2 separate regions of the Homo sapiens genome follow, and region 2 is linked to region 1. Evidence: read pairs that join two places in POLR2A ChIA-PET (ENCODE). Cell type or tissue: Panc1. All regions are shown on one strand. Links, peaks and the distances in the headings refer to the core of each region. The heading gives the core; the rest is flanking DNA.

The links. Peaks named below come from ENCODE experiments on the same cell type or tissue, not always from the same donor. Only the 100,000 strongest peaks of a DNase experiment are listed, where the experiment ranks them.
Region 2: POLR2A ChIA-PET joins it to region 1 with 12 read pairs; 3 of 35 experiments call an interaction of 5 or more read pairs at or near these places.

Annotation. Positions count from the first base shown.
Region 1 is chr17:29,014,749-29,020,119 of GRCh38, forward strand. LOC105371716 (a long non-coding RNA gene) reads left to right here. Exons shown (of 5, transcript XR_001752822.2): 4 at 103-922; 5 at 1,599-1,764. Among named protein-coding and RNA genes, the nearest start is that of SEZ6, 11 kb to the left of the region's middle. RefSeq lists enhancers at 4,563-5,203, 5,204-5,371. In Panc1, for the core only: no CTCF peak of the experiment used is centred there; no DNase peak of the experiment used is centred there; H3K27me3 peaks cover 1,248 bases.
Region 2 is chr17:28,809,303-28,814,673 of GRCh38, forward strand. The region is part of intron 1 of FAM222B (family with sequence similarity 222 member B); the gene reads right to left. Among named protein-coding and RNA genes, the nearest start is that of FAM222B, 31 kb to the right of the region's middle. RefSeq lists enhancers at 1-380, 2,740-3,382 and a silencer at 2,908-3,197. In Panc1, for the core only: no CTCF peak of the experiment used is centred there; DNase peaks (open chromatin) are centred at 2,509, 2,858, 3,249, 3,599 and 2 weaker places; H3K4me3 peaks cover 3,327 bases; H3K27ac peaks cover 3,461 bases.

The DNA.
Region 1 (5,371 bases), core at 258-5,257:
GGCAGGAACGGTGTTGCCTATATTAGGGAACCAATAGGAAAAAAATCAATTAGATCCGCCAGACCGTTTCGCTATTAACTTTCTTCTGATGTTTCTCTTAAGGCTGGCCATGGGGGTCTCCACCAGCAGCTGAGGTGGAGAGAGAGGAGAGCTTTGTAGGAACAGAGAAAGGAATGTCACAAGGAAGGCAGCTGACCAGGCTTCCAGACAGACAGGGGAATCTTTTCATCATGGTCTCCTTCACTGCTTTCCAAATCTCATTTAACCTCCATGTTTCTTGCTGCAATTTCAGTTGGTGTCTTTAGGGGCAGGGGAGTCAATTGGTCACTGTTGGCTTCTTGCAGACTTGAACCCCAAGTCTGACCACATTTTTGCAAGACCCATCGGGAGAAGGATCCTCCCCTTTCTGAAAGAACAATATTCTGGAGGGGCTCTTCTTGACTGATGTTTAGTAGGCTCTTCTGCTGGATAATTATGCCTCAAACAACCCCAAGCAGCTACCGCATGAGGTCTTCACATCCATCTGCCTGCCTCCAGGAGCACTTTCTAAGCTATCTCCCAGAGATAGGGCTCACCCTTATTCCTGAGAGCCTCCGGTGAGGAGGGTGCCCTAGCTCCCATAGTAACCCCAGAATTAGTCTCCTTAAAGGCTGGGGATCATGGCTTGTTCAATAGTTTTTCTTCAGGTTCGGGCATATAGAAGGGGCTCAATAAATAGTCACAGAATCAATAACTATTACAAAAGCCCCATTGATGGAATGCTCGCTCCGTACCAAGGCTGAGAAGGGTGATCTGTCACCCAAAGTAGGACCCCTTTGTTGCTCCCTGAACCAACAACCCAGAAGAGCCTGCCAGTTTTGTAGTTTTGTTTTTCCTTTTCTTGCTATTTGGCCAGGAGCAGCAGTAGCAGCAGCTCCAAGAAGTAAGTATTATTATTATTATTATTATTATTATTATTATTTGAGACAGGATCTCACTCTGTTATCCAGGCTGGAGTATAGTGGCACAATCATGGCTCACTGTAGCCTCAACCTCCCCATGCTCAGGTGATCCTCCCATCTCAGCCTCCCAAGTAGCTGGGACTATAGGCATGCACCACCACACCCAGCTGATATTTGTATTTTTTTGTTGTTGTTGAGATGGAGTCTCGCTCTTTTGCCCAGGCCGGACTGCAGTGGCGCTGTCTCGGCTCACTGCAAGCTCTGCCTCCCGGGTTCATGCCATTCTCCTGCCTCAGCCTCCTGAGTAGCTGGGACTACAGGCGCCCGCCACCGCACCCTGCTAATTTTTTGTATTTTTAGTAGAGATGGGGTTTCACCATGTTAGCCAAGATGGTCTCGATCTCCTGACCTCGTGATTCGCCCGCCTCGGCCTCCCAAAGTGCTGGGATTATAGGTGTGAGCCACCGCGCCCGGCCTATATTTGTATTTTTTGTAGAGATGGGGTTTCACCATGTTGGCCAGGCAGAGGAGGAAGCTGAGTCAAGGAGGAGCAGTAACTTGTCCAGGCTAATAAGTGAATTAGATATTCTATGTCCATCCACTGTTGGTCATTAGGAAGTTCTTCTTAAGGTCTAACCTAAACCTTTTCTGTTTCAGCAGCACTGGCTCCTTCTTAGTCCCATGGAAGCACAGATCAACATCATTGCCCTTGCAAACTTCTCTCAGCTTAGGAGAGTCTACTCGCTCTTTGCACATTGTTGACATGAAATGAATATTAAACACCAAACCTCATAGAGGCCAGCCCTGCTGGGCGAGCAATGAACCAACCCTCCTCATGCCTGTTCATTATTATAATTAACATTGAGCCGAGGTTGGTGGTGACCTCGCCCTCGCCAGGTATTTGGGCTGTTTTAGCAGCTTATTCAGATCAGTGACAGACAGCTCTGAATAGATAAACTCCCCGCCATCCAGACGAATCAATTGCAACACTGCCGTCACAACAAGCCCAATAAATCAATCTGATTTCAGGCGACATGGTAACTCAGTGCTGGGCAAGCTGGTTTTAATTTCCGCGTGGCTGAGACCCAGCTTCCTCTACTCACTGGAGCACCCCTCTTTCCCAGCTGATGCTCTGTGCACACAGGTGCCCAGGGCCCTCAGAGGACTCAGGCCAAGGGGGCAGCTACAGGGAGGACAGGGTAACCAGGAAGCTATGTTACTTTGAGGAAGACTCTTGAACCCCCAGACCCAGAAGCAGCTGACTCAGATCCACTGCTGGGATCCTTGTTTTGCTGGCTTCAGCTTCGATTTTCCGCTGCCCTTTGCAAAAAACCAAGCCTGGAGGCCTCTCTGGGCTGCCTCCCAAATCAGGAAGCTGCAGAGGTAGGCTGCCTATCTCAGGCACCAGGACAACTGCCTTTTTGGTCTGGGAGATTGAGTTTGTCTGGCAGGGCAACAAAAAACTCATCAGGACAGATGTAGTCATGTATTGGGTGCCTACTTAATGCCCAGGCACCATGCTAAGCAGTTTATACACGTCATCTTCTTAACCTTTGTAACAGCCCAAAGAGATCAGTGGCAATGATCCACATTTTGCAGGGAAGGAAAACAAAGCTCAAAGAGGTTAAGTAACTTGTCCTGAGTCACACAGCTTGTAAGTGGTAGAGCGTGGATTTGAACTCATGTGTATTAGACTTCTGTGCCTAAGCTTCAGCCACCACAGTCTCCTAAAGATGACATCAGAGGTGCCCATACTCTCCCCCTGGCTAGATATTACCTGGTTAAGTAATTCCTACTTTAGAGAGGAGGAAGCAGATTCTGAGAGGAGAAGCCAGTGCATTTCCTCTAGGCTCCCAGGGAAGGGGAGCCTTTCTCATGAATTCTTACAATCAGCAATTGTTCCTTGAATTTTCATCTCAATGCTTCAGGTACTGAGTAGAGGATGTTGAGGAAAGAGAGGGTCAAGAGGCTGAGCTGGCCTCCTTCCCACACCCCAGCTCTGTCCCACCCCACTTGCACCCCATCACATTAATAGATCTAGATGGTGAGGTGAGGGGCTGGGACAGGCAGCAGTGTGTTAGGAGATGTGGCTTTGAAGTCAGCAGATCTGGGTCCAAATTCTAGCCCAACTACAACTTATTTGTTGAATACACCTGGGCAAGTCTATTAACCCCTTGGAACTTCCCTCATCCTGTCCATACCGTGGGGATAATATTACTCAAACCACAGGTTGTGCGGATTAAGAGGGAAAATTGCATGGGAAGTGCCTGGCATAAAGTGGGTCCTTAGTAGGCATTGGGTTCTTTCCCCCTCTTGTCCCTGCTCTTTCTGAAACCCCATGCCTTAGGTGCCCAGTTCTGAATGGCCGAGGTCAGGGCATTTCAAATATGTTTTAGCCAAGAAACTCTTTTGTTTTTTTGAGATGGAGTCTCGCTCTGTTGCCCAAGTTGGAGTGTAGTGGCGTGATCTCACTGCAACCTCCACCTCCCAAAGTCAAGCGATTCTCCTGCCTTAGCCTCCCGAGTAGCTGGGACTACAGGCGTGTGCCACCACGCCCGGCTCATTTTTGTATTTTTAGTAGAGATGGAGTTTCACTATGCTGGCCAGGCTGGTCTTGAACTCCTGACCTTGTGATCTGCCTGCCTCAGCCTCCCAAAGTGCTGGGATTACAGGCGTGAGCTACCGCGCCTGGCCAGCTAAGAAACTCTTTAATCAAAAGACACTTTATGAAGATGGCAAGGATACAAAATAGATAAAGGGGGAGTTGGTCAGATGGTGATAGGGGGCTGGGAGTTCTCCTGGCTTGAACCCCTCTCTCACCCTCAGCCCCAAAGCAGCCGCTCAAGTGCTTTCCTCAAGCCCTGGGCCAGCACATAAAGGGCTGCCTCACTCTTAGGTGTCTTAGGTCACGGGCTTCTCAGGAGCTCAGAAGTGATCACCTCTGGTGATTTCTGGCTCCAACACTATCTCTGAGCCACCAGCTACCTTGAACCTGTTCTGGATTCAGGGCATGACAATTTAGGTGCCAAATGGGCAAAGCTGCGTCTGGCCATAGGGAGGCTGTATCTGGCTGCTCCGGGTGGGAGGTGGGGTTGGGCGTCGCAGCTGGGAGAGCCATAGATCTGGGAAGGGGTGGGCAGATGACCCAGGATTGTGCAGGGGGTCTCTGTCCATCTTGGGCAGCAATGGACCTGTGGGCTTCCATGGGAAGTAGATGCCTGTTCACCAGGTCCAGCACTTAATATCCTCCCGAGGGAGGCAGGGACCACAGGAAGTGGAAGCGCAGTGGGGAGAGTGACATACAACACCATACAGTGAGCAAGTGACAGAAGTGAATTCAAACCTAGGCCTGTGGGCTCCAGAGGGCTGGGACTGCCGTTCATTCTCTCCTGTCCATACAGTGGCTGTCCTCTACCCCCAGCTCTCTGCAGAGAATTATCTATCAGCCCTTTCACCCACCAAACACAGAACATGAAGAGAGAAACTTAAATTGTAGCAGGAGGGAATGGGATTAGCTACTGGGAAGGACTTCCTGACTCATTAGCTTGTCTCTAGAATAGGTTATTAGAGAGGCAGTGTGCTCTCTCTCTTTGGAGGGATTTCACATGGGGCTTCAGTGCAGCTGGGCCCCTGTGGCTTCCACTTCCTGAAAGCTACTGAGAGACAAGCTGACCCCTGATGTGTATGGCTTTGTTTTTCGTAACGTTTATTTTTTGAATAGGTAATACCTGTACATGGTTCAAATAATAAGGGTATAAAAGGTTGTTCACTGAACTCTCCCTCCAGCCCCCGTCTCCAGCTTCCCCTCCCCAGAGGCAAGCAATGTTACCTGCTTCCTGTCTAGACCTATAAGAGCAAACACGGACACATACTCTTTCTTGAGTCCTGCTTTTAATACACAAGATGTAGCATCCCCTGCAAGCTCTTCTGTGCCTCGCTTTTGTCACCTGACAATATATCTTGGAGATTACTCCGAATCAGTACATAAAGAGCTGCCTCACTCTTAGGTGTCTTTTTATGGTCACGGACTTCTCAGGAGCTCAGAAATAATCACATCTGGTTTGATTAGCTTCACATTTCCATTTACAACGTCCCTGCCCAGAGAGGCAAGAAACCTCTCCAAGGTCACGCAGCAAGGACTAGGGACGCGCAGAGTTTCTCCCCCTCCTCCCGCCTCAGTTCCCAGCTCCTGTCCCCCGCCACCTCGAGGCTGAGCGCCGCCCAGGTGACCAGAAGGGAGAGGGGGAGGTCTCTAATTGAAATGCCCTCCGCGCTGCCCATTTGCGATCGGCACCTGGAGGGGCGCGCCGTGCACAATGAGGGCGGGGCCGTGGGGCTCCGGGTGCGGGCGGCGGCCGAGTGCCCACGTGGGTGCAGGCTAGGCCGGGCTGATTTCCCTGGAACCCCGCGCCGCGTGCTTCCCTGTAATG
Region 2 (5,371 bases), core at 263-5,262, 210 kb before region 1:
AGATTGTGCCACTGCATTCCAGCCTGGGTGACAGAGCGAGACTCCGTCTCAAAAAAAAAAAAAAAAAGAGAGAGAGAGAGAAATGAAATAAGCAGGTTGGATAAAAACAGACTGCTAAAGAAAATTAAATCAACTGCTTTAACCTCAACCAGCACTATGCCCCCTCAACCTAAGAGATTATGGCTTTCTATAATTGTTTCCTTGCAGATGACCAAATTCCAGGATTTCCATGCCCCTTAAATGATATTTGAACATCAGTGCAAATACATTTATGATTAGTTCTATACATAGTCTTCTGTCTCCTGGGAAAATTCTTTCACGAACCCCTAATTATTGCACCATGCAAAACAGTGATCACACAAATCAGTCAAAAAAATAGAAATATCGGGCGTGGAGGGGTGCAGTGGCTCACACCTTAATCCCAACACTTTGGGAGGCCTCTGGGAGGGCTGCTTGAGGCCAGGAGTTTGAGACCAACCTGGGCAACAGAGCCAGACCCTATTCTCTACAAAACATAAAAATTAAAAAATAGTAATATAAAAAAGTGAGTGAAGTATAACTTTATAAAGCTGTACTTACTGCTCACCCATGGGTAGAGAACATAAAAACCACCCAGATATCAAATAGAAGGGCAAACTTGTTTTTTGACAGAAGCAAGTTGAAATTGTACAGCCTCCAACTGGTTTTTTTTTGTTTTTGTTTTTGTTTTTTTGAGACAGGGTCTCACTGTGTCACCCAGGTTGGAGTGCAGTGGTACAACCTTGGCTCACTGCAACCTCTGCCTCCCGGGTTCCAGCAATTCTCCCACCTCAGCCTCCCAAGCAGCTGGGACTACAGGAGTGCACCACCACGCCCAGCTAATTTTTTTATGTTTTGGTAGAGACGGGGTTTTCACCATGTTGGTCTTTAACTTCTGACTTCAAGTGATCCACCCACCTCAGCCTCCCAAAGTGCTGGGATTACAGGAGCAAGCCATTGCACCCCGCCTTCCAACTGGTTTTTTTGGTCACTTCCCCAGCTTCCTATACCTTAGATATCAAAGTGCACTTTGTTTTATATACTAGCTAACTCTGTTTTATATACTAGCTAACTTTGTTTTATATACTAGCTAACTTTGTTTTACATACTAGCTAACTCTGTTTTATATACTAGCTAACTTTGTTTTATATACTAGCTAACTTTGTTTTATATACTAGCTAACTTTGTTTTATATACTAGCTAACTCTGTTTTATATACTAGCTAACTGTAAAGGCTTCAATCAGTGATTTTTAACAGTTCACTCTCAGTAGCAAGTTAACTAGTCAACATCTGGGGGATCCCCTTTCCCTCCCAATTTAAATACAACTCATGGAGCCTTAAGGGACAAGTGAGTAATAAAAACCCAAAACCTGACACAGGATTACTGTGAATCTACTTTTTAGTAACATGTCTATTCTAAGGTATTTGAAATCTTCTTTTTAAAAAAGGTAAAGTAAGCTTCGTAATCCCTATTACTTTCCACAGCTGAAATGGTTTCCTATCCCATTATCCCTATTTTTTATAATACTTGCTTTCATCCCAAATTGCTCCTAATTGTCTAGAGATCTAATAAATCAATGCAAAGAAAAAAATCACTAATCTAGCCAAAAGTGTAAGACAGCTCCAGTGTATCAATTCTGTCTTCAAAAGTGGACCCCAGTTACAACAATCGTGGGAAACTGAACCTGTATTACATAAACTCTGAACCATTTTAATTAATATTTATCAAAGTGTTGCCAAAAAAAAAAATATTCATCCCTTTTGGTACTGTAGCTCTTTGCTAATCAACATTAAGATAAACCTGCTCCAAACACGTTTCGTTGAAAATGCCCATTTAGGCCAGGCGCGGTGGCTCACGCCTGTAATCCCAGCACTTTGGGAGGCCGAGGCGGGTGGATCACGAGGTCAGGATATCAAGACCATCCTGGCTAACACGGTGAAACCCGGTCACTACTAAAAATACAAAAAATTAGCCAGGTGTGGTGGCAGGCGCCTGTAATCCCAGCTACTCAGGAGGCTAAGACAGGGGAATCGCTTGAACCCTGGAGGCAGAGGTTGCAGTGAGCCGAGATCGCGCCACTGCACTCCAGCCTGGGCAACAGAGCGAGACTCGTCTCAAAAAACAAAAACAAAAACAAAAAAACCCCCACGAACTAAAATACATCTGGAGGTTTGTTTTTTTAAGTTTGGTTTTGGTTTTTGACGATAGAAACTACTCCCTCCGAGGGTCTGTGAATATAAGAAATATACCAACAGAGAAAAAGATAAGACTTTTAAGTTTCAGCAACAGCAAGGTAAGTTTGCCTGCTCTAGTCAGGTTTCTCCAACAGAGATGAGCTACTACACAAAGCCGGTGACAATGTACTCCAGGAAGAGACTTTAGCAGAGTTAATCACTAACAACTATCAGGATTTCCTTTAACCACCATTTGACTGGGGCTGCTCCCTCTTTCCACTAGCACCTCCTCTCCTTTCAGATTGTTATTGCTGATCAAGGCAGTCCCAAGGAGGAAAATGGTGAAGACAACCTTAATGGACACGCATGGAGTACAGTTCCAAATATCCACTCCTAGCTTGCCTTTTCTTTTTTTTAAATTACGGTTTACTGCATCAGATACCACACAAAAAAGGGCTCCTCTTTTCTTCTCTGTGCATTTTACTATGCGACCGATATCGACACATCAGTAAAAAGAGATAAGAGTCCTGAATCTCCTTACCCATCTGCAGGGGTGAGATGAAGGGAAGGAAAAAAAATGATGAAGGGTAGAAACAGATAATCAAAATAAACTGATGCGATCCAGAGACATTATTTCCCGTTCCATTTCCCCTTTTCTTACAAGGTTAAGTCGGCTGAAGTCGGGGTCGCGTTAGAAAAAGCACACACACACCTTGCGCCCTGGAAAGGTGAGGTTCGCTCCGCAGCGCTCCGTGGGGCTCCTGGCTCCGCCCCGCCCGCCTTGGGCAGCTGAGCCCAGCTCACCCCCGCCCCGGGAGGATGGAAGAGAGGGGGCTTCTAGCGGTCTAGGCAGGGGGAGGGGGAGGCGGCTGCTCCGGGTGCCAGGCTCACGGAGCGCAGGACTCCGCGGTGCGCCGACACCCCCTCCCCCAGCCGGCTGCCGCTTGCTCCCAGCCGCCGCCGGAAGCCAGCCCCGCCCCCTCACCTCCACCCTGGCTCTTCGCGAGCCCTCTCCTGTCTGCACAGCCAATGGCGAGCCAGGGAGCCAGCAGAGCGACTCGCCAAACAGCCAACTGGGGAGGCCCACAGGGAGGTCAGCCACCGGGATAGGCCCGCTACCCGCGGACCCGGCCCGACTCGGCTCCTCTTTGTTAGCGCTGCCCCCATCTCTCCCGGCCCCTACCCCAAAGCCAGGAGCCAAGCATCCCGTAGCTGGGCCAGGTGAAGCTGCGCCCCTTTGCACCCCTTCTCCCTCTGTCCCCTTGTCCCCTCCCACTTTCTGCCTGGGTACTAGGAGACCCCCCCCCACCCACGCGATACCTCCCAGAGTGCCTCAGACTTCAACAGCAATTGCCACCTGGAGACACTCGACAGTAAAAAGATGCTCCCCAAGCCTCTCTGCCTCTAGTCTAATCAACTGCACTGCACTGTAACAGTGGACGGATTTAGGATTGCATATTAAATCAACTGCACACATCAATCCTCCCTGTCGGAAACTCGTGCTTCCCGTGACGCAGAAATTAAGCGGGGGGGGGGGGGGGGGGGAGGGGGGGGCGTTGGAGGCATGTTGGGAAAGTATGTATCTAGAAGTTGGTGGGGTGGAGAAGGGAATACATGAAATCATCAGACACAAAAAAAAAAAAAACACACACATACAAAAAAAAAAAACACACATAGTTGGCTCCAACCTGTTTCAGATACAAAACATCCAATGTATTTAGCTGGATGTATCCAATCCAGTTAAATCCCAAGATAACAATTCCTTTAGCAGGTTTCAGTACAATTAGGAAGCAAACACCTAATCCTTGTTCAGTCATATACCTAATATTATGGGGAACATACTCTCAGCAACCAGACTGGAGGAGACTAAGACAACATGAAAAATAAATGCAATGTGTGATTCTGACCTGGATCCTTTTTGCTATAAAGTATATAACTGGTATAATAATAAGCAACAGTTGAAGAGGATCTGATAATTATATGGAAGTAATGTGTCAATGTTACTTTCCTGATTTTGACAGTTGTTTCTTTTTTTTTTGTTTTTTTTGGAGACGGAGTCTCGCTCTGTTGCCCAGGCTGGAGTGCAGTGGCGAGATCTTGGCTCACTGCAAGCTCCGCCTCCCAGGTTCATGCCATTCTCCTGCCTGAGCCTCCCAAGTAGCTGGAGTAGCTGGGACTACAGGTGGCCGCCATCACGCCCAGCTAATTTTTTTTTTTTTTTTGTATTTTTTAGTAGAGACGGGGTTTCACTGTGTTAGCCAGGACGGTCTCGATCTCCTGACGTCGTGATCCGCCCGCCTCGGCCTTCCAAAGTGCTGGTATTACAGGCGTCAGCCACCGCGCCCGGCATGGAATAGGACATTTTAAACACTGTGGTATATTTTCTGGGGTGTAGTGATAGAGCACTACATGGGGCTCATTTAAGAAAACTGGCCGGGCGCGGTGTGTCTCACCTGTAATCCCAGCACTTTGGGAGGCCAACGTGGGCAGATCACTTGAACCCAGGTGTTCGAGACCAGCCTGGTCAACATGGTGACCTGGTGAGAACCCCACCTCTACCACAAATTTTAGAGGTAGCTAGGCGTGGTAACTCGCACGGTAGTCCCAGCTACTTGGCAGAGTACAGTGAGCAGAGACCGTGCCACTGCACTCCAGCCTGAGTGAGAGTAAGACTCTAACTCCAAAAAAAAAAAAAGAAAAGAAAAAGAAAACGGGGGTCAGGAAAGGCAAGCTATTACCTAGAATGTCATTTTTATTCAGCGTTCTTGCAAGTGCATAACATTAAATATCTACATCACACTCTACAACACTGCTTAATCCCCCCGAACACTACTATAATTTAAAACAAAACAAAACTTTAAAATTAAGCAGTCTAGGCTACCTTGGAACTCAAAACATTTCATATATAACAACCTCAGTACTCCTGGAAGATGGAAAAGGAGCTGTATGACATGCCTGTTTTTATTTTATTTATTTTTGAGACGGAGTTTCGCTCTGTTTCCCAAGCTGGAGTGCAGTGGTGAGATGCTGTGGTGTAATCTTGACTCACTGCAACCTCCGCCTCCTAGGTTCAAGCAGTTCTGCCTCAGCCTCCCAAGTAGCTGAAATTACAGGTGCACACCACCACGCCTGGCTAACTTTTGTATTTTTACTCGAGACGGGGTTTCGCCATGGTGG